Linked DNA regions of Mus musculus: region 1 is linked to region 2. Evidence: chromatin loops called from intact Hi-C (ENCODE). Cell type or tissue: gastrocnemius. All regions are shown on one strand. Each heading gives the region's core, and the rest is flanking DNA. Links, peaks and the distances in the headings are about the cores only. Region 1 holds the start of Gm35148 (a long non-coding RNA gene). Region 2 overlaps Car10 (carbonic anhydrase 10).

Region 1 (15,909 bases), core at 6,892-11,891, 300 kb before region 2:
CATGTCTTATCTCCCCGGCTCAATGTCTGACTCCTACCCTGAACCACAGCATCACAGGGCAACGGCTATGCTAGGCATCTTTACCTGTTCCATACACAGTGTGGAATCCAGAGTGGGTACTTGGTAAATATTTATTAACTCAAGTTGAATTGAGTCCAATAATGTCAAATGTAAGAAGAAGAATGAGAAAAGCAAGCAAGCAAGCAAGCAAGCAAGCACACACACACACACACGCCCGCGCACGCACGCGCACACACACAGAGTCTGTGTGAGAAGTTCACATAGGCCATTGAAAAGACTGTAAGAGAACACCTCAGCACGATAGGATCCTGTCATGCTCTTTTATTCAAAATTTCCCCAATCTTCCATTCCTTCTCCAGTGAATCATTTGCATAATCATTTGCAGCTATCATGTGCAGTCAAGATTAAAAGAAAAAGTCATACTTAAGTGAGGTTGCTGTAGGGACTAGAAAATGATTCTGATCCTGTGCCTTGGGGAATGAATTTGAGAAAAGGGTGGTCCCTGGTGGTGATGGACAGGATGGACCAACTGCTGCATTCGCCAGTGCCCAGACCCTTGTCTGAGAATGGGGACAGACTGGATGTGAGGGGCTCAGGGATCTAGCAGGGAGGGTTTCTGATAATGCTCACAGGGCGTAAACACATCGCTTCTCCATTCCAACAGGTGTCGGGTAGCCATTCCCTCTCAATGAAAACATTTCCTCTGAAGGAAGGAGGGTGGTTCAGGAGACACAGGAAGCTGGGAGGGTGTGGTGGTGTATACCTTTAATCCCAGCACTAGGGAGGCCAAGGCAGGCAAAGATTAGATTGAGGATAGCCTAGTCTACACTAGCAAGGTCCAGGACATCTAAGGCTACATAGTAATACTCCATCTCAAAATACACACACACAACACACGCACTCATGCACACCACTGCTACCACCACCACCACCACCACCACCACCACCACCACCACCACCACCACCCACCACCACCACCACCACCACAACAACAACTCAAAAGAACAAAAAAGATACAAGAAGCTCAGAAAGTTATAGCCTCAGGAGCCTTTTCTCTAAGGCATAGCAGCAGTGAGCAATTGCTGTTTTCTCTAAACAGCACTGAGAGGGCCTTTGATCACAAGAGAGGAAGGGGTCCACATGACTCCTCAGTGGAGCTGCTCGCCAGCTGGGCTGGGGGTGGGGTGGGGTTCAGGGATATCGTTTTTTTATTAGAAGGATTGAGGTTTTGGCTGCTACTGCAGCAGCAATCATTTCTGCTCCCGTGAATAACCCTTTCCCCAGGTTGACCAAGTTATACTTGGCTAGAGTAACTTCTTTGCCTAGTTGATGTTGGTGTCCTGTTTGGGGAGGCAGGATAGCTGAAGCACAGGCTGGGCAAGAGACTCTTGAATTCTTTTGGGAGCTTCTCCACCCTTCGTTAAGACTTGGTAATCCTAAACTGTAAGACACTGGTTAAATTCAACTTTTAGATGACCAGCAGGTAATAATCTTAGGATAACTGGGCCACACAAGCCTGCACTGTACGTAACACTAGCACAGGCAAGGACTTGGCTTTGGTGAATTACTTGGTGACTAATGGAACTACGTAGTCTGAACCCTAGGGCTTAGACTCTGCTGCCAGCCTGACCATAGAGCTCTCCTACCCAGGGCTGTTCTGCTAGTCTTAGAATGGTTTCTGAAGAATGTTTCTCCTGAAGAAGCCTGCCCAGGGTAGATCAGACCCTTCAGATTCATGTAGGTGTCTTATCAGGGCCTTTCTATCCTGGATAGGATCCTACTTTTCCTGGCTAACTCTGCTCTTGCTACTCTCTCCCCCAAGCTTGTCCTGTCTTGTGCTGTTCTGTTTTTGAGATTGTATTTTACACTATTGGCCTAGACTTCGATATGTAGCCCAGCTGGCCTCAAACTCATGACAATCTTCCTGTCCCAGCCCCCTGAGTGATGGGACTACAGGCATGTGCCACCACACCTGACTTCTCTAGGTTTGTCTCTCTCCTCAGGTCCTCAACAAGGTCACTGGTCCCCAGCCTCTTCCTGGTAATACATTTTCTAGACGTTAAAAAAAAATGTGCGGAAGCTATTCTGCCTTGAGTTGGGGAATAGCAAGCGATCTAGGGAGATAAGAGGATCATGGAGCAGGAAGGAAGAGACAATGGAGTCTGGGAAGCTAGGGCTGGAGGGGCAGGCTGAGCCTGGAGCCTTCATGGTGGGAGGCAGAAGCGTTTAAATCCACAGGCAAACAGAAGTGGAGGACAGGATTATCTCCCAGGGAATGAGGCGAACAGGTTCCGGAATGGAACACAAAGGGCTGGCATTGGTTCCAGCAGATGACACCCTCGATAGTCACAGGGTGAGTCCGCCTGCGGGAGCTGCCAAGAGCCCGGTATAATCAGAGGGAGCCCCATTCTCTCGTCCTCTGCTGCTCCCGCTGAAATCCAAATGCTTCCTCTGTGCAGAGTGTTGGTTTTGAAAAGCACGTTTTCACCGAAGGTTGCTGCATAAATTGTTCGTGAATGTGGAATTTCCTAGTTTTCAAAACACTAGGTCGAATCGAATGATATGGCATGGCCAACGAACGTCTCGCTGCTTTGGGCTTATAAAACAGGAATACGGCACACACACTGAGAGACAAGGTACACAGACACACAGTGCTGTATGCAGACTCTGTTATAAGGGGCTGGAGACCTGTTCTACTGTGGCCAGCCTTGTCAAAGACAACAGCTGGGGGCTGAGCTGGGGCGAGAGCATCTTCTGGAATTTCAGAATTTTAAAAACCGAACTGAAGACGTTCCCACTGTCTCCTCCTTGCTTAGTACTTTATTCTAGAGTCTTCTCTATGCCTCTTTGCTCCAGAAGACTCCTCCCCAAGCCTTGGTGTCACTCTAAGCACCCTTGGCACACCCCAGAAAGCCAGGGCAGAGTCCTGCTGGGGTCAAGTTCTCTGCTGCAAAATACAAATTAGTTCTGAAAACATCAGCCATGTTGAATCAGTTTGAATAAATATTACCATTGTCATCTTATATAAAAGCTATAACCATTGATAGGACATGCAAACCTTCTGATTGTCAATAGCCCTCTTGGAGTCAATGCTTTTTAACCATTGTTTGATGTTCAGGCCCCTGTGTCTTGTTTTCACTTCTGTTGCTGTGGTGAAATACCCAGATAAAAGCAACTTAGGGGGGAAGAAGGGTTTATTTGGCTCACAATTCTGGGTTATAGTCCATCATGTGGGACAGTTAGGGCAGTAGGAAATTGAAGCAGATAGTCACATTACATCCCCGGGCAAGAGCAGAGAGTAATGGGCGCATGTGGGCTCACTTACTTGGTAGTGCTCACTCTGACTTTTTTCTTTCTCTTATGTAGTTAAGGACTTCTAGTCTAGGGAATGGTGCTGCCCATAGTAGGTTAGGGAGCTTCAATTAACTTAAGATAATCCCACCCATACATGCCCTTAAGCCAACCCAATGTTTCTCATTGAGACTCTCTTTCTAGGCAATTCTCAGTTTTTGTAAGTTGACAGTTAAGGTTAACCATCAAACCATGTGGTTTCCTGAGATGGGAGATAGCTATGGTATGAAAGGCTAAGTCATCCTCAAGAATGTGGGCTCTGTGTAGAAGTCACATCTAGGAAGGTGAAACAGAGTCAGATCTCATACTAGTTAAAAACAGAAAGCAGGAGGCTGGGGAGATGGCTCGGGCTGTAGTGTTAGCTGGGCAAGCGTGAGGATAGAAATTTAGATCCCAGCACATTTTCAAAAAGCCAGACACAGAAATGTATGCCGGTAATCCCTGAACAGAGAAGGTAGAGACAGAGGATCTCAGAGAATTGGTGCCTAACCAGTCTAACTGAGTTGACAAGGTCTAGGTTCAGTGGAAGATTCTGTCTCAAAAGGTAACATGGAGATTGAGGAAGATATCCACTGTCAACTTCTGGTCTCCCCATGCATGAAATCTCTCTCTGTGTCTCTGTTTCCCTTTCTGTCTCTCTCTCTCTTTGTCACTGTCTCTCTCACTTTTTCTCAGCACAAAGTGTTACTGAACCTGAGACTAGGATGATCTGGTAAACTCCACAAACAGGAGTGTTCGACTTATGAATGTTCATGTGGACAGCAGTCTGATGGTTTAAGGTAAGGGTTTTTTTTTTTTTTTTACATTTTCAGCTGTTCCACCATAGTTCTTTAATTCCCTAGCTATATGACTGTAGGCAAGTTTCCTAGACTTTTCTAACTTCAGTTCCCTCATCTATAAAATGAAGAGAATAATTCCTACCTCACAGGGCAGCACTGGCCATCTGACAGAACAAGGTTAAGTGGTAGCATGTTTTAAAACCATGGTCTCTATGAAAACACTATGTGTGGAGTGTGAGAACTCTCTTCCTGGTGAATGGTGAAGGAAGGAGAATCCAACCATCAGGGAGTGATCCTATAACCTAGGGAGGATGAATAGACAACATATCTGAGTGGGTGGATAGGATGGGAACAGAGTTGCTAGGGAACCAGCCATAGGACTGCAGGAATGAAGGATGTGATGCAGGATGCAAATGCACACAAGCAATCCAGGCTTAAGTGAGTTGCAAACTACTGGGGGTGGGGCAGGGTGGGGTTCACCCACCCAAATACCACCACTGGGTACCAGCAATCTGCTCTTCCCTCTAGGGCTTTGGAAGTAGTGGCCACAGGAATAGCTCCTGTGTAGCCTATCCCCTCAGGGCTTTAAGACAGTGTGTTGTATTGTAGTGTTTTCTAAGCAATGACTATGACACATTTTAGAAATCAAGATTCGAGATATTCAGCAACAACAGTTTGGGTACAAATGTCCCATAGTCACTCAACATTGAGATTCCATGCTACATAATGAAGCTATATTACAGAGTCTGCCATCTTCTAATAGATGAGCCCAATACAGACATCCATGGTACATGGCACTTGGTCCTTGAAGTGAAAGAATTTCATAATGCAGCAATAGAATGCACACCAGACTTCAAAGAAGCTTAAACAAAAGGGAGGGTGAGTTCTTGGATTGAGCTCTGAGTGTTCTCTCTGCCCTTCTTCTCCCCTTCTGTCAAACTCTCCTTCCTTCCTCTTTCTCTTCCTCTCCTCCCCCCCCCCCACTCCTTCTTCCTTCCCCTTCCATTTTCTTACCCCAAATGGTACCACTAACCGCATCCTTTTGTTCAGCAACCTCATTGGTTTACCTTTTATCATGTGCTCATTTTGGGCCAATTAGGAGGATGAAAGTGTCCTGATTGACCTCTTGTGGGAGGGGGTAGGCTTGGCTTCCTCTCTGAACCACTGAGAGTATGGTCTTTTTTTTTTTATTTATTTTATTTTTTTTATTTTTTTTTTATTAGGTATTTAGCTCATTTACATTTCCAATGCTATACCAAAAGTCCCCCTTACCCACCCCCTCCCACTCCCCCCCTTTGGCCCTGGCGTTCCCCTGTACCGGGGCACACAAAGTCTGCGTGTCCAATGGGCCTCTCTTTCCAGTGATGGCCGACTAGGCCATCTTTTGATACATATGCAGCTAGAGTCAAGAGCTCAGGGGTACTGGTTAGTTCATAATGTTGTTCCACCTATAGGGTTGAAGATCCCTTTAGCTCCTTGGGTACTTTCTCTAGCTCCTCCATTGGGAGCCCTGTGATCCATCCATTAGCTGACTGTGAGCATCCACTTCTGTGTTTGCTAGGCCCCGGCATAGTCTCACAAGAGACAGCTACATCTGGGTCCTTTCAGTAAAATCTTGCTAGTGTATGGAGAGTATGGTCTTTGTTAGAAGATAGGAGTGGGTGTTGGCAGGCAACAGCAATTGACACTCATAGGACTTCAATGTTAACTATCCACGTTTAACTTTCTAAGTCAATAACTGTCTTTCTTGTTCACCATACTAACTTTAGCACAGCCCACGGGATGTGTGCGTATGCATGTGTGTGTTCCCACTGATGAACAAATACATTAGATACTTCTTTAGCGAATTCACTGGCAATGTCTGCATCTCTACTGGAACTCCCTGGTGTTTATGGGAGTTAAGTATTAATTTTTGTTTCAATTGAGGTACAATCTATATAACTAAAGTGAATTATCTACAGGTACATGACTCAATAGTATCTGGTGTATTCACACTGCTTTTCAAATGGCACTTATTTCAATTCGTGAAACATCGTCATAATCTCCAAGACACGCCTCACCCTCTTAGGCAGTTGCCTTTTATTTCTCTCTTCCTGATCTCCTGGCAACCACAGAATGCTTTCTCTCTTTATGATTTACCTATATTTCCTATACCATACCATCCCTTAATGAAAGCAGTTAAATTCAGTGGATATTTTTTGTCTTGTATGTATCAACAAACAGAAACACACACACACACACACACACACACACACACACACACACAGCAATCCCCTCATATTTGATGGTAAACAGCACATACAAGCTTGAGAAAAGAAGTGTTTGGGATCTACCTGAGTTCTTTCTAGAAGCCATGCCCAGTTCGGTAATTGGGTACCACATGCTGCAAACTTACCAGAATCCAGTCTTCCATTTCTACTCATTTCTGCCTGCTGGCTGCTTCTTTCCCTGCTCAAGTGGGGTTTTCTGGTGTTTCAGAACATATGGTGGAAGTGTCGTCTCCCTCATCCCTTATGTTCTTTCCCATTCAGATGCTAAAGGGCCCTGGGCCCCACTTCCAACTTGTGGGAGAGTAAATCAATTGGTCCAGCTTGACTGGTACCTCTCCCTGCCTCACACTGTGGGCTCAGGGCAGTGCCCTCTGAAAGCTGATGAAGGAGCTTTGTGAACAACAGTAGAGGATGACATAGATCTAAGCCAGCAGGGAGCGGGACCAGCAACAACTCCAAGCCAGGGGCATCTCCTCTGGAGACCTGCCTGTTGCTCATAAGCCAGAGGGCTGTGCTGGTCTCCCCGAGCGTGGCCGTAATTGATTTTTGCTTTAGAGGATTTCATGGCCCTTCTTGAGATAATAAAAAGGACTACCATAAAATTCTTCCAAACAAAATCAATTGCTTTTCTCTCCCCCAGCACACAGAAGAAGTCAGCTGTTTCTCTGAATGATCAGTCTCCTGAAGCACTAGTGCCTGGGGTCCAGGGGAGGCAGGCGATTTGGTTTTGGAGGGCGTTTGTGCCAGTTAGAGTCACACGGATTTGTGTCTCGTGCCCCTCCTAGATCTTTGCCCCATTTCCTGTCTCGGGAGATTTTTCCCCCCTCTACTTTCCAAACAGAAGTCTATGAAATTGGCAGGCCTCTAGAAGTAAAAAGGATGCTAATGGTGGCAGGCTAATGGTGGAGACCCCCATTTATGCTATTTGAAAAAGCCACCTTCTTAGAAAGGCTCTGGAGAATGGCTTTAGCATCTTAGACTGTCTGCAGTATCTGCTGCAGGCTCTGTTGATGGCTAAGCAGAAGGGTTTTCCTGGGGAAGCATGGCCAGCCATTTTCCCCTGGGACCTCAGGCTTCCTGTGGGTCTCTTGGAGTGCACAGTGGCATGGTTATATAGTTGCTTGTGTTCAGAGTTACATGCAGTTAACACTGGGTGCTGAGAAGTTTGGCAATGTGTAGAGGATAGAGCAGTGGATCTAGAGATAGGAACTTCCAGGCTCAGTCCTGGCACATCTCACTTGGAGCTGTGTGGGTTTGGACTTCTTGTTTATATCCCCGAGTGTCAACTTTCTGGTTTGTAACACAGGGAAGTATCCCCGTGTTCTTTCTCTTCTATGTAAGACTATCAGGAAGAGGGTTGATGGACTGTGAGTTTAAAATGTGTGTGAGCAGTCGAGCTGCCTCCCCGGATATGGGAAGTATTCTGGCCATTGCACCCAGGTTTGTTAGTTGAGTATTGTAGTTAATAATAATCAATGATCAATGAAGATACACATGCCATCAATGCTGGGAGGAACACTAACGGATGGAGCTTTACTTTGTTCTACCTTTAGAAAAAGATTTATTTAAAAAAATTAAGTCTATGTATATTTGTCTGCATATAAGTATGTGTCTGGATGTGCATGTCTGGATCCCTGGCATTGGGGATACAGATGATTGTGTGGGTGCTACTATGTGGGTGCTGGTACCCAAACCTGGGTCCTCTGCAGGAACAGTGAGTGCTCTAGACTGCTGAGCTGCCTCTCCAGCTCCTTCTTATATATTTTATATGGACTCATCCTCTAGGAAGTGGAGCGCAATCTTTAGCCCATCTATAGCTATCTAAGCACATTCCTCAATGACCTTGAACTTTCTATACAGCCTTAGGTTGTGGGAAGTAACCGGAGGGATTCTGCGGATGCCCGATGAGCACTGCGAGGATGCTGGGGATAAAGTCTTTACTTCACAGTCTTGTCCCACCTGGAGGAACTTGAATCACACCCACTTCTGGCTTAATGCTATCTTGGTTATTCCTGCAAGCAAGGATCTAGAAATGTCCATAGCACCATGCTCAGGACCAGCTTCTAGGTCTCTCTTGTCACCTTTTTTTCAGAGTTTGGTGATCAGCAATGTAGGCTCCAGTTGCTTAGGCCGTGTAGAAAGGGCTTGTCCTCGCACAGTTTAAGAGTAATTAACATGGTGGAAAGAGAGCAATTTGGATTCCATCTTTGGAGTTCTGCCCCTTGTGACTACCTTGTAGTGGGAGGAAAATGACCCTTTAGGCTCACCATGGCATTTTCTTTTGAATAAATGACAAACATTCATCATGTAAAACATCCCAGCAACATTTCAGCCTGTCATTAATGACCTTATTGGAAAGAACATATGATTTAAGAGTTAAACCTTTCATGTCAACCTCTTTTAGCTTAGATACATACATCTGACATAAAATTAATATGGCTTTAGCCTGCGGTCAAGTAGTAAATCCATGACTTCCCTGTGTCTAAGAATCAGCCATCTCCATCCTCCCCTTATAAAAAAGCAAATGTACTTAATTCAACTCCTGATAAGTCCTGGATATATATTTGGATGCCTTCATTCATTTTGACCAACTGATGGAATGTTCTCTGAGATGTCAGAAGAATTATTGCTGAATTTCAGGGCTCAAGCTTGGAGCGGTGAGTGTCTGTTATTCTCTCTGATAGCTGTATGTCACATTGTGGACTTGTGGCTGAGGAAATGATTTAAGTTAGGAGGAAAGACAATGAATATTGAAGTGACACATGACAGCATGCAAAGCTTAGGCTGCTTTGCCTGCTCCTCTTTAGTACACACTCACTTAGCCTGCAGTGGGAAAGATGTGGACTCTTGACAGTCGCCTTGCCTTAGGATGCTCAAGTGTGTGCAGTGCCCTAGCTTGGTCTGGTTCAGGGGCATCACAGAGCCGTGGAGATTGTAGCTGCCTTTGAGTTCCCGCCAGTTGTTATTCAATGAGGTCCCTGGTGTGGGACAGCAGTGACTGCCAAAGGTGTTTTCCCTGAGAAAAGAACTTGCTCCCCCCCCCTTTTCCTTAGAGACAGGGTTTCTCTGTGTAGGTAGCCCTGGCTATTCTGGAACTCACTCTGTAGACCAGGTTGGCCTTGAAATTAGAGATCCACCTGCCTCTGCCTCCCAAGTGCTAGTGTTAAAGGTGTGCGCCACCACTGCTCAGCTTGAAGAAAGGTTTTATTTGAGATGTCTCAGGCTATAAAGAAACGTGATGCCGATCCTGACTATGTTTGATCGCTGAAACCTATACAGTAGGAGGAGAAAACTGATTCCTGTCCATTGTCTTCTGACTTTCACACACATGCTGTGGCATGAAAGTGTTTGACAGGAGGCGGCGCCATCTTCGGCTCCAGGCAACCGGCCATCTTCCTGGCAACCGACCACCTTCCTGGTGAGTGCACAGGGATCCGCCAGCCCGAGAGGTTTGTGCCTCAGGCCCCGGCGGGAGCTTCCTTGGCTCCGGGACTCCGTGGAGGGCAGGGTGCACGGGTGGCGGTGTGGAATACAGAGGCCAGCTGTTTCTGGGACAGGCGAGAGCCATAGAGCTTCTGAGGCGGCGCCATCTTCGGCTCCAGGCAACCGGCCACCTTCCTGGCCAAAGCAACACAGCTTCTGGGAAAGATCCTGTTTTGGGCCTCCATCTTCAGCCAGGAGGAGGTCCAAACACCAGATAACTGTGCACCTTCCCTGAAAGAGGAGAGCTTGCCTGCAGAGACTGCTCTGACCACTGAAACTCAGAGGAGAGAGCTAGTCTCCCACATCTGCTGATAGAGGGTAACAAAATCAATAGAGGAACAATCTCTAAACAAAGACAACTATAACAACTAACTCCAGAGATTGCCAGATGGCGAAAGGTAAACGTAAGAATCCTACTAACAGGAACCAAGACCACTCACCATCATCAGAACCCAGCACTCCCACTTCGCCCAGTCCAGGGCATCCTAACACACCTGAAAAGGTAGACCTGGATTTAAAAGCATTTCTCATGATGATGGTAGAGGACATAAAGAAGGAATTTAATAACTCACTTAAAGAAATACAGGAGAACACTGCTAAAGAGTTACAAGTCCTTAAAGAAAAACAGGAAAACACAACCAAACAGGTAGAAGTCCTTATAGAAAAACAGGAAAACACATCCAAACAGGTTATAGAAATGAACAAAACCATACTAGACCTAAAAAGGGAAGTAGACACAATAAAGAAAACCCAAAGTGAGGCAACGCTGGAGATAGAAACCCTAGGAAAGAAATCTGGAACCATAGATTTGAGCATCAGCAACAGAATACAAGAGATGGAAGAGAGAATCTCAGGGGCAGAAGATTCCATAGAGAACATCGGCACAACAATCAAAGAAAATGGAAAATGCAAAAAGATCCTAACTCAGAACATCCAGGAAATCCAGGACACAATGAGAAGACCAAACCTACGGATAATAGGAGTGGATGAGAATGAAGATTTTCAACTCAAAGGACCAGCAAACATCTTCAACAAAATTATTGAAGAAAACTTCCAAAATCTAAAGAAAGAGATGCCCATGAACATACAAGAAGCCTACAGAACTCCAAATAGACTGGACCAGAAAAGAAATTCCTCCCGACACATAATAATCAGAACATCAAATGCACTAAATAAAGATAGAATACTAAAAGCAGTAAGGGAAAAAGGTCAAGTAACATATAAAGGCAAGCCTATCAGAATTACACCAGATTTTTCACCAGAGACTATGAAAGCCAGAAGAGCCTGGACAGATGTTATACAGACACTAAGAGAACACAAATTCCAGCCCAGACTACTATACCCAGCCAAACTCTCAATTACCATAGATGGAGAAACCAAAGTATTCCACGACAAAACCAAATTCACACATTATCTCTCCACGAATCCAGCCCTTCAAAGGTTAATAACAGAAAAAAATCAATACAAGAACGGGAACAATGCCCTAAAAAAAACAAGAAGGTAATCCCTCAACAAACCTAAAAGAAGACAGCCACAAGAACAGAATGCCAACTTTAACAACAAAAATAACAGGAAGCAACAATTACTTTTCCTTAATATCTCTTAATATAAATGGTCTCAACTCCCCAATAAAAAGACATAGACTAACAGACTGGCTACACAAACAGGACCCAACATTCTGCTGCTTACAGGAAACCCATCTCAGGGAAAAAGACAGACACTACCTCAGAGTGAAAGGCTGGAAAACAATTTTCCAAGCAAATGGTCTGAAGAAACAAGCTGGAGTAGCCATTTTAATATCGGATAAAATCGACTTCCAACCCAAAGTTATCAAAAAGGACAAGGAGGGACACTTCATACTCATCAAAGGTAAAATCCTCCAAGAGGAACTCACAATTCTGAATATCTACGCTCCAAATACAAGGGCAGCCACATTCATTAAAGACACTTTAGTAAAGCTCAAAGCACACATTGCACCTCACACAATAATAGTGGGAGACTTCAACACACCACTTTCATCAATGGACAGATCGTGGAAACAGAAACTAAACAGGGACACAGTGAAACTAACAGAAGTTATGAAACAAATGGACCTGACAGATATCTACAGAACATTTTATCCTAAAACAAAAGGATATACCTTCTTCTCAGCACCTCACAGGACCTTCTCCAAAATTGACCATATAATTGGTCTCAAAACAGGCCTCACCAGATACAAAAATATTGAAATTGTCCCATGTATCCTATCAGACCACCATGGCCTAAGACTGATCTTCAATAACAACATAAATAATGGAAAGACAACATTCATGTGGAAACTGAACAACACTCTTCTCAATGATACCTTGGTCAAGGAAGGAATAAAGAAAGAAATTAAAGACTTTTTAGAGTTTAATGAAAATGAAGCCACAACGTACCCAAACCTATGGGACACAATGAAAGCATTTCTAAGAGGGAAACTCATAGTGCCTCCAAGAGGAAACGGGAGAGAGCACATACTAGCAGCTTGACAACACATCTAAAAGCTCTAGAAAAAAAGGAAGCAAATTCACCCATTTTTTATTAGGTATTTAGCTCATTTACATTTCCAATGCTATACCAAAAGTCCCCCATACCCACCCACCCCCACTCCCCTACCCACCCACTCCCCCTTTTTGGCCCTGGCGTTCCCCTGTACTGGGGCATATAAAGTTTGCCTGTCCAATGGGCCTCTCTTTCCAGTGATGGCCGACTAGGCCATCTTTTGATACATATGCAGCTAGAGTCAAGAGCTCCGGGGTACTGGTTAGTTCATAATGTTGTTCCACGTATAGGGTTGCAGATCCCTTTAGCTCCTTGGCTACTTTCTCTAGCTCCTCCATTGGAAGCCCTGTGATCCATCCATTAGCTGACTGTGAGCATCCACTTCTGTGTTTGCTAGGCCCCGGCATAGTCTCACAAGAGACAGCTACATCTGGGTCCTTTCAATAAAATCTTGCTAGTGTATGCAATGGTGTCAGCATTTGGATGCTGATTATGGGGTGGATCCCTGGATATGGCAGTGTCTACATGGTCCATCCTTTCATCTCAGCTCCAAACTTTGTCTCTGTAACTCCTTCCATGGGTGTTTTGTTCCCAATTCTAAGGAGGGGTATAGTGTCCACACTTCAGTCTTCATTCTTCTTGAGTTTCATGTGTTTAGCAAATTGTATCTTATATCTTGGGTATCCTAGGTTTGGGGCTAATATCCACTTATCAGTGAGTACATATTGTGTGAGTTCCTTTGTGAATGTGTTACCTCACTCAGGATGATGCCCTCCAGGTCCATCCGTTTGGCTAGGAATTTCATAAATTCATTCTTTTTAATAGCTGAGTAGTACTCCATTGTGTAGATGTACCACATTTATTGTATCCATTCCTCTGTTGAGGGGCATCTGGGTTCTTTCCAGCTTCTGGCTATTATAAATAAGGCTGCTATGAACATAGTGGAGCATGTGTCCTTCTTACCCGTTGGGGCATCTTCTGGATATATGCCCAGGAAAGGTATTGCTGGATCCTCCGGTAGTACTATGTCCAATTTTCTGAGGAACCTCCAGACTGATTTCCAGAGTGGTTGTACAAGCCTGCAATCCCACCAACAATGGAGGAGTGTTCCTCTTTCTCCACATCCACGCCAGCATCTGCTGTCACCTGAATTTTTGATCTTAGCCATTCTGACTGGTGTGAGGTGGAATCTCAGGGTTGTTTTGATTTGCATTTCCCTGATGATTAAGGATGTTGAACATTTTTTCAGGTGCTTCTCTGCCATTCGGTATTCCTCAGGTGAGAATTCTTTGTTCAGTTCTGAGCCCCATTTTTTAATGGGGTTATTTGATTTTCTAAAGTCCACTTTCTTGAGTTCTTTACATATGTTGGATATTAGTCCCCTATCTGATTTAGGATAGGTAAAGATCCTTTCCCAATCTGTTGGTGGTCTTTTTGTCTTACTGACGGTGTCTTTTGCCTTGCAGAAACTTTGGAGTTTCATTAGGTCCCATTTGTCAATTCTCGATCTTACAGTACAAGCCATTGCTGTTCTGTTCAGGAATTTTTCCCCTGTGCCCATATCTTCAAGGCTTTTCCCCACTTTCTCCTCTATAAGTTTCAGTGTCTCTGGTTTTATGTGAAGTTCCTTGATCCACTTAGATTTGACCTTAGTACAATGAGATAAGTATGGATCGATTCGCATTCTTCTACATGATAACAACCAGTTGTGCCAGCACCAATTGTTGAAAATGCTGTCTTTCTTCCACTGGATGGTTTTAGCTCCCTTGTCAAAGATCACGTGACCATAGGTGTGTGGGTTCATTTCTGGGTCTTCAATTCTATTCCATTGGTCTACTTGTCTGTCTCTATACCAGTACCATGCAGTTTTTATCACAATTGCTCTGTAGTAAAGCTTTAGGTCAGGCATGGTGATTCCACCAGAGGTTCTTTTATCCTTGAGAAGACTTTTTGCTATCCTAGGTTTTTTGTTATTCCAGATGAATTTGCAAATTGCTCCTTCTAATTCGTTGAAGAATTGTGTTGGAATTTTGATGGGGATTGCATTGAATCTGTAGATTGCTTTTGGCAAGATAGCCATTTTTACAATGTTGATCCTGCCAATCCATGAGCATGGGAGATCTTTCCATCTTCTGAGATCTTCTTTAATTTCTTTCTTCAGAGATTTGAAGTTTTTATCATACAGATCTTTCACTTCCTTAGTTAGAGTCACGCCAAGATATTTTATATTATTTGTGACTATTGAGAAGGGTGTTGTTTCCCTAATTTCTTTCTCAGCCTGTTTATTCTTTGTATAGAGAAAGGCCATTGACTTGTTTGAGTTTATTTTATATCCAGCTACTTCACCGAAGCTGCTTATCAGGTTTAGGAGTTCTCTGGTAGAATTTTTAGGGTCACTTATATATACTATCATATCATCTGCAAAAAGTGATATTTTGACTTCCTCTTTTCCAATTTGTAGTCCCTTGATCTCCTTTTGTTGTCGAATTGCTCTGGCTAATACTTCAAGTACTATGTTGAAAAGGTAGGGAGAAAGTGGGCAGCCTTGTCTAGTCCCTGATTTTAGTGGGATTGCTTCCAGCTTCTCTCCATTTACTTTGATGTTGGCTCCTGGTTTGCTGTAGATTGCTTTTATCATATTTAGGTATGGGCCTTGAATTCCTGATCTTTCCAGAACTTTTATCATGAATGGGTGTTGGATCTTGTCAAATGCTTTTTCTGCATCTAACGAGATGATCATGTGGTTTTTGTCTTTGAGTTTGTTTATATAATGGATTACATTGATGGATTTTCGTATATTAAACCATCCCTGCATCCCTGGAATAAAACCTACTTGGTCAGGATGGATGATTGCTTTAATATGTTCTTGGATTCGGTTAGCGAGAATTTTATTGAGGATTTTTGCATCAATATTCATAAGAGAAATTGGTCTGAAGTTCTCTATATTTGTTGGGTCTTTCTGTGGTTTAGGTTAGCCAAGGAGACTCCCGCCGCTGCTGGGGCCTGAGGCACAAACCTCTCGGGCTGGCGGATCCCTGTGCACTCACCAGGAAGGTGGCTGGTTGTCTGGAGCCGAAGATGGCGCCACCTCAGAAGCTCTGTGGCTCTCGCCCGTCCCAGAAACGGCTGGCCTCTGTATTCCACACCGCCACCCGTGCAGCCTGCCCTCCGCGGAGTCTTGGAGCCAAGGAGACTCCCGCCGCCGCTGGGGCCTGAGGCACAAACCTCTCAGGCTGGCGGATCCCAGCAGTGTCTTTCTATACATATAACATGCCAGCTTACAAGTTAACCAGGAGGGGTTTCTCTGAGGCTGTGCTAGGGTCTCTTTTTCAGCTCATAACTCTTTCTTCTGAGTCATGCACATTCCACCAACCAAGGAGTCTGCCCGAGGACCGCTCTCAAAGTGCCGCTGTACCTTAGCCTTAGTCAGGGTTTCTATTTCTGCACAGAAAATCATGACCAAGAAGCAAGTTGGGGAGGAA
Region 2 (15,909 bases), core at 3,658-8,657:
GCCACTCTCCGGCCTGTTTTATAGATCAGGAAATGGTGACAGACAAGTGTAGGCAGACACTGCCAGTGCTATCATGACCCCTGCTAGCAGCTCTGGCTAGAGCATAGCAGTTCCTGTCCACTCTCATGGCAGAGAACGCCTTCTACCATGGTATGCAGCTAGAGAGGCTCTGGAATGAAAGGGTTTCTTCTCAGGTCACGGGCTGCACATCATTCATACATACTGTGAAGGTTCGCAGATTCACCCAGTAGGAGCTCAAGCATGTTTTTTCATAGGGGAACACATAGAATTCATCATGCCAAATGGTGGAGTTTAGGAATCGTTCTGGATTAGACATTGTTTCATTTCTTTGACAAAGGAGGCATTGAACACTCTGCTCAGACTTTGGCAAGCCCTAGGAGGCAGGAATGCATTTCCCAAATTGGATTATTTTTCTGAACACATTGGTCATTATTTCCTGGTTGACATGTTTTGCAAATCTGTCTAGAGAATCAGCAGGGACTTAAGGGAGGTTAAAGGGATTGATGCATGCTTGAAATGAAGCCAGTCACACTACGGCTAGGAAAGCAGTGCTTTTACGAACTTAACCTTGACCCCAGCCTTTGACCCAAGTGATCATTCTTTTACTTTCGGAAAATAAATAAAATGCCTGTCAATATTGAAAAATAAAATCCGGCACCTACAATATTAAAGATCCATTGCAACTGAACTTTTTTTTTTAATTAAAATGAACATTAAAATTAAATAACCTTAAATAACACCTTCAGTGTTGATTAAACTTGGTCTCTGCTCAGGAAAGCTGCGTGCTTCTAACCTGTTGGCATTTGTCAAAATATGAATAGTGAGAAAATGATCCCAGGGAGGCTAACCTGGGCTTAGCTACTCAAAAGGCTTTTAGAAAGTGTTCTAAGCTGGGACTTTGAAAAGACAGTTCATCACGAGGGACAGAAGGATTCCTTGGGTTTTCCACTGCCTAGTTACAGTTGTCATATACTTGTGACCTATAGTTCCTGACAAAGGTGACCAGGAAAGAACAGGCATCGTCCTTTATACAAGGTGGCCAAGAATGTGAAAATGACCTCAGTCTACAAGTCATTGGGGGCAGCAAAAAAATAAAACTTTTTGCTCTGAATTCTGGACTCTGACAGATGTGAAATGGCGGCCACTGTTATGGTAGAAATGTCCCTCTCCTCTCCTCTCCTCTCCTCTCCTCTCCTCTCCTCTCCTCTCCTCTCCTCTCCTCTCCTCTCCTCCCCCCTCCTCCCCTCCCCCCTCCCCCCTCCCCCCCTCCCCTCCCCTCCCCTCCCCTCTCCTCTCCTTGCCTTTCCTTTCCTTTCCTCCTGTTATTTTTTCTTTTGGTCAGGCGGAAGATGTCACCCCTTTGTTAAGTCAAGTTGCCTATCTCTGAGCCTACTGTTTTATTTTTCTCTTCCTTCAAATAAATAAAAGACTTCTAAGTAACTATTGGAGAAGAAGACAAATAATGAGGGAAGGGGGAAAGTCACACTTGAAACCTCCTCTGTCCAGACACCACACTTCTGTTCTGTACCTGATGTCATTTCCTTTCATTCAGTCAGGAATCCCCAGAAGTTGATGTTATTAAATTATCATTGCCTTCATTTGGTGAGAGTCTATGTAATTTGTAAAAGGGTATACAGAAAATGGGAGAGTTGGTATCCGCATATTTGTTTGTCTGATACTAACTCCAGGGGTGATGTCTTTGAGGCCAGCCCATGATATATGCATGGCAGCGTGGGTGGTTAGACGTATGAGTAGATAGGAGGAAGCTAGGATGACCATTGAGATCCCTGTGATGAGTCAGACTGTTGTGACAGTCATAAGACACTAAATCTCTCTGTTTTGTGCTGCCTGCATGCATGCTTCTATACTAACAGAGGGTGATTCTGCTTGTCTGGGATGCTCTCATTCTATGTCAGCCATGTTCGTACTTCTCTCTTTAGATCCTCTCTAGGGGCGGGTTGATGGTTTAGTGGGTAAAAAGCTTGCTATACAAGCACGAAGACCTGGGTTTGGATTCCCAGCACACATGTAAAAGCCCACTGTAGTGATCTGCAATCCTAGCATTGAGGTCAGAGAAGAGGCAGGGCGGGATGGTGAGTGGGATCCCTAGGTCTTGTGGATATAGCTAGTCTATTGAAATGGTGAGTTCTAGGTTCGATGAGAGACCCTGCCTCAAAAAGTAAGATAGAGAATAATAGAGAAAGATATCCAATATTGACCTCTGACCTCCACATGTGCATACTTGGGTACACACACACACAGACACACACACACACACACACACACAGGCGCGTGTGCGTGATACAGTTACTCTTTTTTAACTTTTAAATCTAGATAATGATGCGTCCTACTTCAGCTTCTGAGTTTTGTCAGGTTAATCAGAATAGGGTGATAGATATACCTTATTCATCAAATTGTCATATTTTGGGATGTCATCATGGATTGTGGCATCTCTCTTTGCCAGATAATTGTCCTTCCCATCAGACAGACAGGTCTCTAAGACCTGCGTATATTCATTACCATGCCTAGCATGAATAGCCTACTGGGTGAAAGGGATATTAGATAGATGTTAGAAAATTCAAATGTCTTCATTGAGGAATCTGGAATTGGGATGAGCAGCCAGCTAGCAAGCCAGCTAGTCCAGAATGGTCTTGAGCTAGAGGCTATCTCAAGTGAGGCTCTTCTCTCAGGTGACTTCAAGGCTGTGTCAGGTGGCAATTAAAGCTGACTAGAACAAGTCACTCTGAGTCCTGTGGCATATTTTAAAGGCTTCTCATCAAGTTCTTCTGTTAGCTTACTTACCCCTCAGTTGAGAACATTTCTGTGATTTGTGTTTGCCTTACTAAAATACCTTTAGTGATTTATACTCTTAAAGGACAGACAAGGCACACCACAGGCTGGCACTGTTTGTGGCTCAGAGTATTGTCTAATCTCACAGACTAGATTTAGCTGTTTCCTCTCTGAGAGACAGAGATACCACCCCGATGGTCATCTCCAAGACTGCTGCATGTTTCCAGGACAGTAGCTTATTGGTAGGATATTTGCCTGGGTAAAGGACATAATTCCCTAGGGTTGATTCTCATTATCATAAAAAGTGGCTATGGTGATGCTCAGTCATAATCCTAGCACTCCCGAGGTAGAGGCAGAAGGGCCAGGAGCTCAGCTTATCCTTGGCTACACAGTGAGTTCAAGGTTAGTCTGGTGTATATGTAGCTCACCTTGCCATTTCATCTCTGTGCAGGATAGTTTTATGTCAACTTGACATAAGCTAAAGCAATCTGAGAGGAGGGAACCTTAATTAAGAAAATGCCTCTGCGATATCAGGCTGCAGGCAAGCCTGTAGTGCATTTTCTTAATTAGTGATTGATAGGGGAGGGCCCAGCCCATTGTGGGTACTGCCCCTGGGCTGGTAGTCCTGGGTTCTGTAAGAAAGCAGGCTAAACAAACCACGGGGAGCAATCTAATAAGCAGCACCATTCCATGGTCTCTGCATCAGTTCCTGCCCTGTGTGAGTTCCTGTCCTGACTTCCTTTGATGATGAACAGTGCTGTGGAAGTCTAAGCTGAATAAACGGTTCTCTTCTGGAACTTGCTTTGTTCATCCTGGTGTGTCCTCACAGTGATATAAACATGATCGGGGACAATCTCCTTTCTGCTCTGAGGAGTCAAGTGCTGCAAGAAACTGTGAAGCTCACAGTCAGCTATTGGATGGATCACAGGGCCCCCAATGGAGGAGCTAGAGAAAGTAACCAAGGAGCTAAAGGGATCTGCAACCCTATAGGTGGAACAACAATATGAACTACCCAGTACCCCCCAGAGCTCATGCCTCTAGTTGCATATGTATCAGAAGATGGCCTAGTGGGCCTTCAGTGGAAAGAGAGGCCCATTGGTCATGCAAACTTTATCTGCCTCAGTACAGGGGAACACCAGGGCCAAGAAGTGGGAGTGGGTGGGTGGGGGAGCAGGTGGGGGACTTTTGGGATAGCATTGGAAATGTAAATGAAATAAATACCTAATTGAAAAAAAAGATCTATATACCTTTAAAAAAAAAAAGAAACTATGAAGCACTCAGGAGAGAGACAGGGGGCAGTAGTAGGGAAAATGATAAGAGAGGAAGATGGGAGGGGCCGGGCTCCCTCTGAGTGCTTTGAAACCAACTTGTTCTTTAATTAAGGGAAGGAAAAACAAAACAAAACAAAACAAAACAAAACAAAAAAACCCACCCTTTAGTAAAGATGGCCCTAAGAAAATTAAAATAATGTAAATTAAGCTAAGGGAGAACTCTACAAGTGCCACTAGAGCTTGATGAGATCCAGGGTTTGGATGCCCCAGATGTTTTAAAAGAGGAGTTGGCAAATGCTTTCTGTAGCATGTGACCAAGAAGGAGGCTAGATGCCCACATCAGAAGGGAGGTACAGAGAGTTTAAGGTAACGTCATCGGCTGTTCTGGTTCTCTGTAGACTAGAACAGAGACAGCCTAAAGAATGAAGATGGTGATTCCCTGGCGTCCTTCCGTGGGGCCACCGATTTAGAGAAATCAGTTAATTTGTAATTAAATCATATAAAACAAAAGGTCTCAAAGGGAGTCCATAGCTCCTAATGAAATACTCTATTAACTACAAGGGCAGTGAGTTACATAGGTGTGATAGAATACGTGTGTGTCTGTGTGCTTGCATGCTAACAGCATGTTGATGGCAGCAGGAAGAAGCTATTCACAATTTTAATAGTAGCACAAGATCGCATGCACACATGCACAGAACAATCTGAGCATTACCTTCTGGTGTCACATACAATGATGTAACCTCCTAAGAGTTCCCCTAAGGCAGGTATGAGAGTGACTGCTTACAAAGTGTATACCCACTCCTCAGAGGAAGGTCTCCAAGATAACACAGGGGTTTTCTTACACTCCAGTGGTTCTGACACTTTGGGTAGCACTGTCACCCTCAATTAATATAGGTACGACGAGATTACAGAAGAAGACTTTATCTCTACCATGACATGGTGGTAAATGTCTTCAAATGACAACACAGGAAAGGCTGAGGCTGGAGGATTGTGAATCAAGGCTAGCCTGAACTTCAAAGTGAGACTCTGCTTCTATAAGCCTATAGGGGGACATGAGTGGACTATAGGGGGACATGGATGGACTATAGGGGACATGAGTGGACTATAGAGGGACATGGATGGACTATAGGGGACATGGGTGGACTATAGAGGAACATGGATGGACTATAGGGGGACATGGATGGACTATAGGGGACATGAATGGACTATAGAGGGACATGGATGGACTATAGGGGACATGGATGGACTATAGGGGACATGAGTGGACTATAGAGGAACATGGATGGACTATAGGGGGACATGGATGGACTATAGGGGACATGAGTGGACTATAGAGGGACATGGATGGACTATAGGGGACATGGGTGGACTATAGCGGGACATGGGTGGACCACTCTAACCCTTTAATTTTCTGGGTGGGGGAAAGGAGAGGCTAAGTGGCTTGCATAAGACCATCTAGACCTAGAGTGACCATGTACTTATCAACCAAGTAAGCCAGGATACTTATTTGCTCTAATTTATTTAATTTTTGAGTTTTCATGCAATTATGTTTTGTATGTTGAGAACATCCTCCCATCTCCCTGAACTCTCCCCCCCCCCAGCCCCCACCTATCACTGGAATGGTTTGAATCTCTAGACAGTTTAACTTCTGCTTTGTGTCATATAATAATAAATGATTGTATGTATCTCTATAAAATCTTGGGAACCATGGATGAGAGAAAAGAGATGATACTTGTCTTTCCAAGGCCAGCTTAATTCACTTGATGTAATTATCTCCAGTTGCACCAGCTTTCCTGCAAACAGCTGCAAACAGCTGTTCTTTAGGGCCGAGTAAACCTTTAATTGTGTATATTTATATCATACTTTCTTTATCCATCCCTCTGTTGTTGAGCATTAAGATTGGTTCTAGAACTCTGCTCTTGTGAACAGTGTTTGCAATAAATGTGATAATGCAAGTGTCTCTGCAATCTGTTGACTTGGAGTCCTTGGCATTCAGTGAAAAAAAAAAAACCAAGTAACAAAGGCTGGTGAGTGCATGGGTGAGGGAAATCCTTATACACCACTGGAGGAATGGACACAGATGTGGTCACTATGGAAGATAGTACACAGGTTTCTCAAAGCAGGGTCCTTCTGTGAGTGAATGCAGGAGCTGTTACCATTAGTCTAGATCCACCTGTTGCCAGGGGAACCAGGTCAGGTGACTGATTATCCTATTTCAACAGCTGGACTTGGAGAGGCAGGGACATAGCCTCTTCATTGCTGCCATTTGCAAGAACAGCTTAATAACAGAGGGATAGATAAAGAAAGTATGATATAAATATACACCTTCTGGGGACTTGGAAGGGCGCCCCCTGGTGTCTGGAATAGGGAGATACTTCCTCAACTGCCCTCCAACTCTGAAGTCTTCCCAGCACTCAGTCCTAAGTACGTTAGTCCAGTTGTGCTGTTGTAATGGAATAACTGAAGCTGACTAATTAACATAAAACTTCCTTTGGCAGTTTTGGAGGATAGGAAATCTAAGAATGAGGTTCTAGTGAATTTTGTTGTTGGATAAGGAATATATTTTCCAGAGATGGGACAGGTGCTGTATTTTCTCATGGTAGAAGGTAGAGGGTCAGCCTGGTCATTTTTTTCCCCACAGTTTCTCATTTATAAGGCTGGTACTCATGTTCATGAGGGAGGAGCCTTCATGGCTTCACCATGGTACAATTCCACAGGAAGTATCTGAACTCTATAAACCACCACAGTGGGTATTAGGAAAAGTCCCAGTCCTGATGAGGACACATGCCCCAGCAGGAGATGGCACCTTTTGCAAAGATGCTGGGATTTCTTCCCCCAGGCAGCCCTACTACTGGCAGCATTGATGACAGCTCAAGGAAACTGTCAAGCAGCAAAGTGCCCTGCGTGTTGAAGCCACTCACAATGGCTGATGTAATTTCTGATGCTCACTTCCTGCCTGGATGCCACTCTGGAGTTTTGTTAGATGGGGCGAAGGGCTGGGGGAAGCCTGAGGAAGCCTGTCTCTGCTAACGAAAGCTGCTGTTTGGAGCAGCTGCTGAAGGCAAGACCTTGCCTGGGCAGACCATTTTGAATCTTGATTGTGGTGCAGGCTATACAAGTACTCTCTGTCTGTTAGAATTTAGAGAAGTATTCTCCAAAAGAGAAACAAGTCAACTTGTCTGTCTGTGCTGTGTGATACTTTCTCCTGAGGAATTTGTGAAGAAACATCTGCCCACCCAGACAAATCAAACAAACAACTCCACTGAAGTCTAGCTTGGTAAACCACTAAGTTTAATTGGGGTTACCTATAGGAGTATGGCTAACCACCAACGAGTAAATGCCCCCTATCCCAGCAATCCTTAATGGTGAGTCTATCCCTATAAGGAAGTGGGGTCTTATGTGGTTAGTAGGCTGCCCTTTGAGCCTTCCCTCCTCTCTGTGATGGCCCCTATCTCCCAGGGATAATCACAGTTGCAGAGAGTCTAGAAGGCAACAGCCATTCCATGCCTGGATGACAGCATTCTACAACAGTGTGATAAAATAAAATAAAAAGTTGGAGCATGTCAACGGTATAGTGCTAGCTTAATGAACAGTTAAGTTACCAGTGTTGGGGCTTGGACTATTGACGGTGAGGGGCCACAAGCTCTTCAGAGTGATCTACATGGTTATAGTGGTCTTAGTGAGAGTATTTGTGAGAACACATCACACTGTTCGGTTGAATCACTGAATAGTTTTGTTCATACACTAAATTCATTAAAGCTGGGGCGGGGATACAATCTCCTTATAGTACAGGCATCATTATTTGTTTTGCTTCATTAATGAGGAAACTCATCATTAAGGTACTAGGAAGTTGAATAGCTTGCCCACTGTCATAACTGGCAAGTGATGGATGAACTAAATGCAGGAACTAATAAGCCTACCAGTTGGTACCTCTAAAGTGTTAACAGCTGCTCATGCAAGCAAGTCATAGCTGGGCATCTCGGCCAGGGGAGCACATCAGCCCTTGGAGGCAGGTGCAACGGACAGGAGATGCTTGACCCCTCATAGTGGACCTTACAGAACGAGCATCTGTGCTGCGGTGGCCATTTGGGTCTATACACAATTAGTCATAGTGATTTGCTTTGAAGGCCTGGCACAGGAGTACTGAGTCCTGGTCCAGAGACCTGTGATCCCTGGGGAGTTTCCCCTTCTGGCTGGAAGTGTGATTTAAAACCTCCAGGCTAAGCTCATTTTGCCAACTTGCTCCTGCAGGATTTGGTTTCAAGGCCAACTCCAGAAATTTCTAGCTCAGCAAATACTATTCAAAGCAAGAGAATGTATCCATCCAAACCACCTTTGAAACGGAGGAATAGTTTCCCGTGCTTTGGCAGGAAGCAGTAAACATGTTTATATACAAATTTACAGGTATACAACACCATGCTTATTGTATCTGGGCAAAGAGAGGAAATTACAACTGCACCCCTGTGCATACCTCCCTGGGGTTGCTATCCTGCTCCTCTGTATGGGGAAAGTGCATGAAGGAGCCACAGCCCTCAGCAAGCACCCAGACTGATGTGGGTTGTATTTCACACCTGAGGTGCAGTTTAGAGAGGCAGGCTCCTGTCTCACTTTACCGTGGGGGTGGGGTGGGGTGGCAGTAGCAGGTGTAAACTGTTTTAAAGCAGAACTCAGAGGAACCAAAAGATCACGTCCGGTCTCACAGTAGGACATTTAGTGTTAGAGCAATTAGACTGAACTGAAATCAAGGAGCTATTGATGAGTGAGAGCCAGAGATGTCTTCACTGTATAAGCCTGAGTCAGAGATCAGGGTTCAAATCCTAACTCTTCCCTGTACCCACCAGGGGCAGGGCTGAAAGCAGCTCCTTTCAACTCTCCAAGTTTCTTTTCTTCATGCATAAAATGGTACGGATGAGCACTAATTCTCTCACTTATTGCGTGGATTGGTTATGATTATATTATATCGTACCCAATAACATTGTATATGCTCAGTAACGTACAGCTGCTGGGAGTGGTGACATTAACTCATGTAATTATTCAATAAATCTTATCTGCAAGAAATCTGAGCACTGTTAGAGTGGCCAATAAACGACTCAAACAGTGCTTTCTTTATCACTTAAAGGGCCCCACCACAGGAAGGGCTTCTGTTGTGCTGCCACTGGTGCTCAGTAGATACTCTGAAATCCATACAGGACCATCACCATGATTGATCAAACAAAGGCTAGGGATGGTTTATGCAGCTCTCCCTTTACCAAGACTGTACAGCCACTAAATAACTGAACAGGCTCTTGAAATCGGATACTCTGGGTTAAAATGTCGCCCTGTGTAGTGTGCATGACTGACTCATAGGTCAATGCCCTTTCTCCTCTGCAGGCTATCTCTGCTTCCCTCCAGCCCACTTCCAGCAGAGGTTACCACTTGGGGATTGCCTTAATGAGCAGAGCCAATGAATAATCATGAGCATGATTCTAGCATTGCCGGTTCAGCACTGAGCTAGGGATAGATTTATAGACACTGACTCTGGCTGGTATTTGGGGATGGATAATTACCTTCACTTACGATATCCTACACTGCTTTGCCTCAGTATTTACTGACCAGGATTCTGCCCTTTTCCAACTGATTCTGAACACGGGCATGCCACAGGCAGCTAAGTGGCATAACTCATTTGAGGTGACCATAAATCTAAGGCTTCCACCAGAAATGATGCAAAAAAAAATTAATGGAACATGAAATCAAGTAAATGGAATTGAGTACAGTAATTAGTTCATATTTTAATCCTCAGGTCTGTTTATTATCTGTCAACCGGTGAGCAATTAAGTCAGTGCCGTCGAGATGATTAGCTTTGTTTCAAAAGAGGTTTATCGATATGTCAGAGCAGATGAATCCAGGAGTTTTAAATGGCTTTATTTTGAATTGCAGAGCAGTACATGCACAAGGTGGATAGACAGCATTAGTACCTAGATGGCTTTTATTGACTGTAACAGAGCCATTCTGGAGATAATTGGTGCATGTGGGTGGGAACCCTCAAACTGCGCAGACACTGTTTATAGCTCTAGGTTCTTTTATTTTCCCGAGCATGGCTGTGTGCCTAGTATGTATACATATGTGTTCACATGTGTTTGGCACATATGTGCATGTGTGTGCATGTGAGTGTATCTGCGTGTTTGTCTGTATGTATGCATGGGAGCCTGGAGTTGACATTGGGTGCTGTGCTGGGTGGGTTTAATGTCAACTGGACACAAGATCGAGTCATTTGGAAAGAGGAGATCTCAATGGAGAGGAAAAAAAAAGTCCCACCAGAAATGGGGGCATTTTCTTCACTGATATGGGAGGGTCAAGTTAATGGTAGGCTATGCCACTTCTGGGCTGGTCATTGTGGGTTCTGTAAGAAAGCAGTCTGAGCCATCAGGAGCAAAGCCAGTCAGTAGAGTTCCTCTGTGACCTGTGCTTCAGTTTCTAGATGCAGGTTCCTGCCTTGACTTCCTTTGATGATGGACTGTGATGTGCAAGTGGAAGTGAACCTGTCCCTACTCAAGCTGGTTTTGGTCAGGGCGTTTGTCACAGCAGGAGAAACCCTAAATAAAAGAAATGTCTTCCATGGAACTCTCTGCTTTATTTACTGAGACGGGGCACTTCCTGAGCCCGGACCTCACCAGTTATAGCTAGTCAAGTGAGCCAGGGATTTCTGGCTCTCCCTAGGGATTCCTTGTCTCTGCTTTCCAAGAGCTGGAATTACAGATATCTACTACATCCAACACAGTTTTACAGGCATTGTGGGGATCCAAACTCAGGCCCTCTACTTCGAGGGTGAAGATTTCCTCCAGGGAGCCATCTCTATAGTCCTGTCTCTAATTACTGAACGCAACAGTGTGATTGAGTTTTCCTTCTGAGACCCAGGGAAGCATCACTGGACTGCATTTTCTGAGCTTTCTTTCTATATTTCTTGCAACCAAATCCTGTTTATCCTTGGTTTGACCCTGTTGGTCCTTTTTTTGGGAGGGGTAATTTGGTGACTTCTATATGTATCTTTTGTGGATATTTCTCATTGCTTATGCTTGTGAATAACTGGCCCATGTCTTGTTGTCTTGAGGCTTGTGTCTTGTGTCTATAAAGATGGTATTCTGCTTGCAGATGCAGGAGATATGATTTGGGGGATCTCCTTACTCTCTAGTGGGTGACTCACCTAAATTACCTAAAATGCCTCTTGAACCCCAGGGTTTGGTAGAACTGTAAATTTAGTGTGACACATTAAGCACTGAGCTATCGTGCCAGGAAAGTCAGGATCTACTTCTAATTCTAACACAGAATGTTAGTGACCTTTGGCAGGTCGCTTGCCTTCCCTGGCATTTGGTGACGATTCTGCAGGTGTGTTGGAAGAGATGACCCCACAGGTGCTTCTGGCACAGCCACTACATATGGAGACTGTGAGTCCAATCGATTGTTTCAAATCCAAGTCTGTACCTTAAAGCAGGAGACGTGACTTTTCCTTGAACCTCTTCAGTTTTTCATGAACTGTTGTTGTGGGTCAGAACAACAAGGAGTAACCCATTCAGTTTCTAGCTTTGGAAAAGATTTGGAAATGAGATTTTTCTTTAAGTCTGGCTATTTCACAGCAGTGCTATGAATGTGACTCATCCATTAGGTATACTGTCACTGGCTTCTTTAAAAGATTTGTTAACTTAATTTATGTGTATGTGCCTGAGTGGATTTATGTGCACTACATGTATGCAAGTGCCTGCAGAGGCCAGAAGAGGGTTTCAGGTCTCCTAAAGCTGGAGTTACAGGCAATTGTACTGCCTGATGCTGGAAAAGGAACAGAGTCTCTGCAAGAGCAGCGAGCACGCCTAACTGCCGATCTGTATTTCTAGTTCTCTTTCACTGCTTTCTAAATAAACCAAGACCTCATTCAACACTTGTAAAATGATGACAATGATGGTTGCCATGGTGACGGTCACGTCTGAAGCTGAACCTCAAGCAAATCGCAGTTTTTAAAGTTTCTGTCTTTACATTTTACCTTGCACTTCAGCAACTCCCTCCTTGCTTTTGGGCAACAATATGAAAGGATAGATATTTAAGCCCAAAGGAAGAGGATGGTAGTCATCATGATGTCATCCTAGTGGGACAGACCAGAGCTACCTGTAGGTCAGGATGGAGTGAGTGGGATAGTGGCACAAATCTCCATTTGTGAGCATCTGCAGTGGACGAACCAGGAAGTTGCTCAATGAACTGAGCTTTCCTTCCCCAGACATAAATGTAAAAATGCCCCAAGAAAAGCCCCATGGCTCGGGCACCACCCTCTTGAAGTTGTGTTTATTCTGTGCATGGTCAGCATCGGGATCTCAATTCCTGTTTGCCAGGCTTCTCAAAGGCCACCCTGCCCAGTCCGGGTAAGCTTGCTACCTGGAACTCCAGACTTTGGCCTCTAGCACTGTCAAAGACAAGCTCCCTGTCTTGATCTGGGGAGCGATTCCACAGCTGAGATGAAGAATGGAAATGAATTATTTTAACACACTTGCTCTCAGCCATTCCATTGTTCTTCCCTGGTGCCCTGAAGAATTCACTTACCTTGAATTTGTGAATAATTTAACATATAAATTCAAAAATCTCTGTTAATATTGACATTAACTTCATTAGGGTTGACATTATGACTATAGAATTTTGATTATGACATAGTGGGCATAATTTAGGCACTTTGAAAGCTCTAGTCTATATTATCTTCATTTACTCCTTCCATTTCTTTGTTCAGCAGCATTTACCCACAGCTCCTTGTGTGCACAGGGAGATATTTTTAAGGAGTATAACCCACTCTGGGACTGCCAAGAATTAACAGTCTAATCAGAAGACAGGTTATTCTGCTAGATCACAGACTCCTTAAAGAAAGCCCCCACTCACAAACTCTGGCTTTGCAGTTTTTAAATTTCCCTACTGAGCTAGAGCTGGAGATAGGCAAATAGCCATTTGTGTGGAGAGAAACCTAGGCCCACCCTAAGCATTGTCATGATATCAGAAGTTCCAAGTTAAATCCAACCTTGACATTCTTGTTTGGATGACCTTGGACCTTCATCACCCCAGGTGAGAAGAACAAACTCATGGAACTGATGTTTGCCCATTAAAAGAGAATTCTGTCAGTGTGCTTTCAGAGAGACTTTCAATAAAAGCCAATGACCACACAGAGTCAATGATAGGAGGACCCATAGGATCTCCATCAGCCCCAGCACTCAAGTCCAAGCCCACAGTTTCTGCTATTGTGTAAATGCTCATAGCTCTCTCCCACTCGGAGCTACTGTGCTCACCTAGAAGGTTCTTCCCTTGGACAATCTCCCTGTCAACCTAACAAATACTGTTCTCTCAGTGAGACCCAGGCTGGCCACCCTGCTTAGACTTGTATCTCATGTCTTCATGCTTGACTCTCCATCTCCTCTCTCTGCTGTGTAAGTCCTCGTAGCCTTTGTTTTATATTCTGATGCTACAAATGGGCTCAGATGGGCTCATTTAGTCTTCTCATTGTTTCTCATCTGCCTCCCCCCACTGGATGGAAAACAGCTGACAGATAGGGATCCGTAGCTGTCTTATTCACTGTTGTTTGTGATAGATAGTCACTATCTGTTCTTTGGATGATATAAATGGGAGTTACTTTCAAAACAGGTAGACAGTGGCCACGTATTTTCAACGACATCCCGTAGCCATTTGTGAGTCAAGTCTGTGCCTTGTCCCTCTAATGGATCTGAAATCCCTTCAGGGTAGCACTGTTTAATCCTTCTATATCTTCCTATATATAAAGGGTAGATACAAATTGGTACTTTATAAATCCATTTTTAAAAATATCATAAAGCATATTCTTCTAGAGAAATTCCTTAGTAGCAATTACTAATAATTCTACCTTTTCCCCACATCCTGATTTCTAAGGACATTTGAAGCAACTTTTATCAATTAATTAATTAGTATTCTATGCTTGGGGGTGTTCGTCTTGCACTCATGTGTGTGTACCATGTACATGCCTGATGCCCGTGGAGGCCATAAGAGGGCACCATATTGCCTGGAATTGGAATTCTGAACAAACATGAGGGTGCTAAGAATCAAACCTGGATCCTCTGCAAGAACAGCCAGTGCCCTTAACTACTGGGCCATCTTTCCAGTTCCTCCAGCTTCAATTTAAATGCTTTTGTGTATTTCTTGTATAGTTAACACAACTCAGAATTGACAGTTAATTGAGTTGTTCATCCAGCGACTGACTCAGTTCACAAACATGACTTACTGTAGATTGGACATTGCATTCGGTATATGGTGTCTAGGGAAGAATAGCTCTTTGCTTCCCGGGGTCCCGGTTGGTTCTCAGTTGTTGCTCCTTAGCTCTTCCCACATTCTAGCGCATGCCAGAACTTGGTTTTAGCTGCTTATGCCTCCCAGTTTGTGTTGTTTATGTGAAGCAGTCTCTCAAGATTGCAGATAATTGGTTCCTTGAAGAGAGAGAGCCTGAATTGTTTGTTTCTCTTACTGATCACGAGGTAGTCTCTTTTCTGATTCAGAGACACAAAACATAAACCATCCTATATTTCACATATGGTTTTTAGTCTCCCCCTTTAACGAAAGCTATAATCTTCATCACCATAGCAACACCTATGGACTTTCTCCTCCCTGTCTTTGGAGCAGAACTGGAGACTCCAGAGGCTTCCGAGGCTGAGATCCAGGGAGGTCAATGCTGCTGCTTCACCTTCAGAGGGAGCGGCAAGCATGACAGTCTGAAGGGCTGCTTGTCATTCTTTCTTATTAGGATCCAAGATAGCTACTTCATAATTTTCTCTTGGAATAAACCTTAATTAAATATATCCACATGACTAGTGTGTACAACCATGTAGTATATATATATATATATATATATATATATATATATATATATATATGCATGCACACACACATGTGTACTCAACATATGTTTTCCTCAATAACCTGTGGTATTTCTGGGTAGAAATTGGGTTCCGTGTGCTCGGAATCCAGCACACAAAAGGATCACAATAGCCACAGAGAGGGGGAGAAAATGAATCAGAGATTGGGCCAACGATGCCCTGTGAAGTGGCTTGTGCAGTTTCCAGGGTACTACATTATCCCTTTATGGGAATGAAGAACTCAAAGGAGGTTTTGAAGATGAAATTGTCCGATTTCTCCCAAATAAGAGATATTTTTTCTTGTCTAGTCTTACTATTGGAATTTGATGCACAAACATGATTCTTTCCTCGCATTATCTTCTGTTTCATCCTACAAATAACCCACTTTATACTAGATATTAATCTAAGCACTTAAAATGATTAGCATGCTAAGGAGCTTGATTATTAAAAACAGTTAATCCCTACCTTTTAAAAAATTGAGACATTTGAAGCCCTGAATACACTCATTTATCACCAACCTCCAATAAGGCATCCAGGAATTCTTCATGTAGGACATGAATAATTTTTACAAAAAAAATGCAGTTGCTAATGGTGTCTTACATCCACACAGTTTTATAAAACAAAGCAAATGATTATCATCAATTATAATAACCTCACTAGACAAGGCTAGGCTTAGCACATAGCTTTTCAGACAGCGGCCACTGCAGTCTGCCAAGGAAAATGCCTGGTATTAATTGACTCATCATGATCAGCAGTGATAGATGGGGTAGAGGGCAATGTATTACTCACTGTCAACAAAATAAACACATGATTTGTTGCAAGAAGCGTCTACTTGGGTCCTCTCAAAGGACAGAGAGACCAAGGGAGGCTTTGAAGGCAGTACAAAAGAAATAGGAAGAGTTCAACTATGGCGTGATAAATATTTGCTTTTCCTGAGGCTAACTGGA

Evidence for each region. Hi-C counts contacts between places; a loop is a spot of excess contacts. Peaks named below come from ENCODE experiments on the same cell type or tissue, not always from the same donor. Only the 100,000 strongest peaks of a DNase experiment are listed, where the experiment ranks them.
Region 1: a loop joins it to region 2, with 4 times the contacts of the local background. A loop is called at or near these places in 18 of 42 quality-filtered maps.

What each region holds. Positions count from the first base shown.
Region 1 is chr11:93,795,081-93,810,989 of GRCm38, reverse strand. Gm35148 (a long non-coding RNA gene) reads left to right here and starts at 2,635. Exons shown (of 4, transcript XR_388958.2): 1 at 2,635-2,657; 2 at 4,048-4,151. In gastrocnemius, for the core only: no CTCF peak of the experiment used is centred there; a DNase peak (open chromatin) is centred at 9,852.
Region 2 is chr11:93,494,199-93,510,107 of GRCm38, reverse strand. All of the region lies in intron 5 of Car10 (carbonic anhydrase 10), which reads right to left. Among named protein-coding and RNA genes, the nearest start is that of Gm24856, 89 kb to the right of the region's middle. In gastrocnemius, for the core only: a CTCF peak has its summit at 6,435 (motif pointing left); a DNase peak (open chromatin) is centred at 6,400.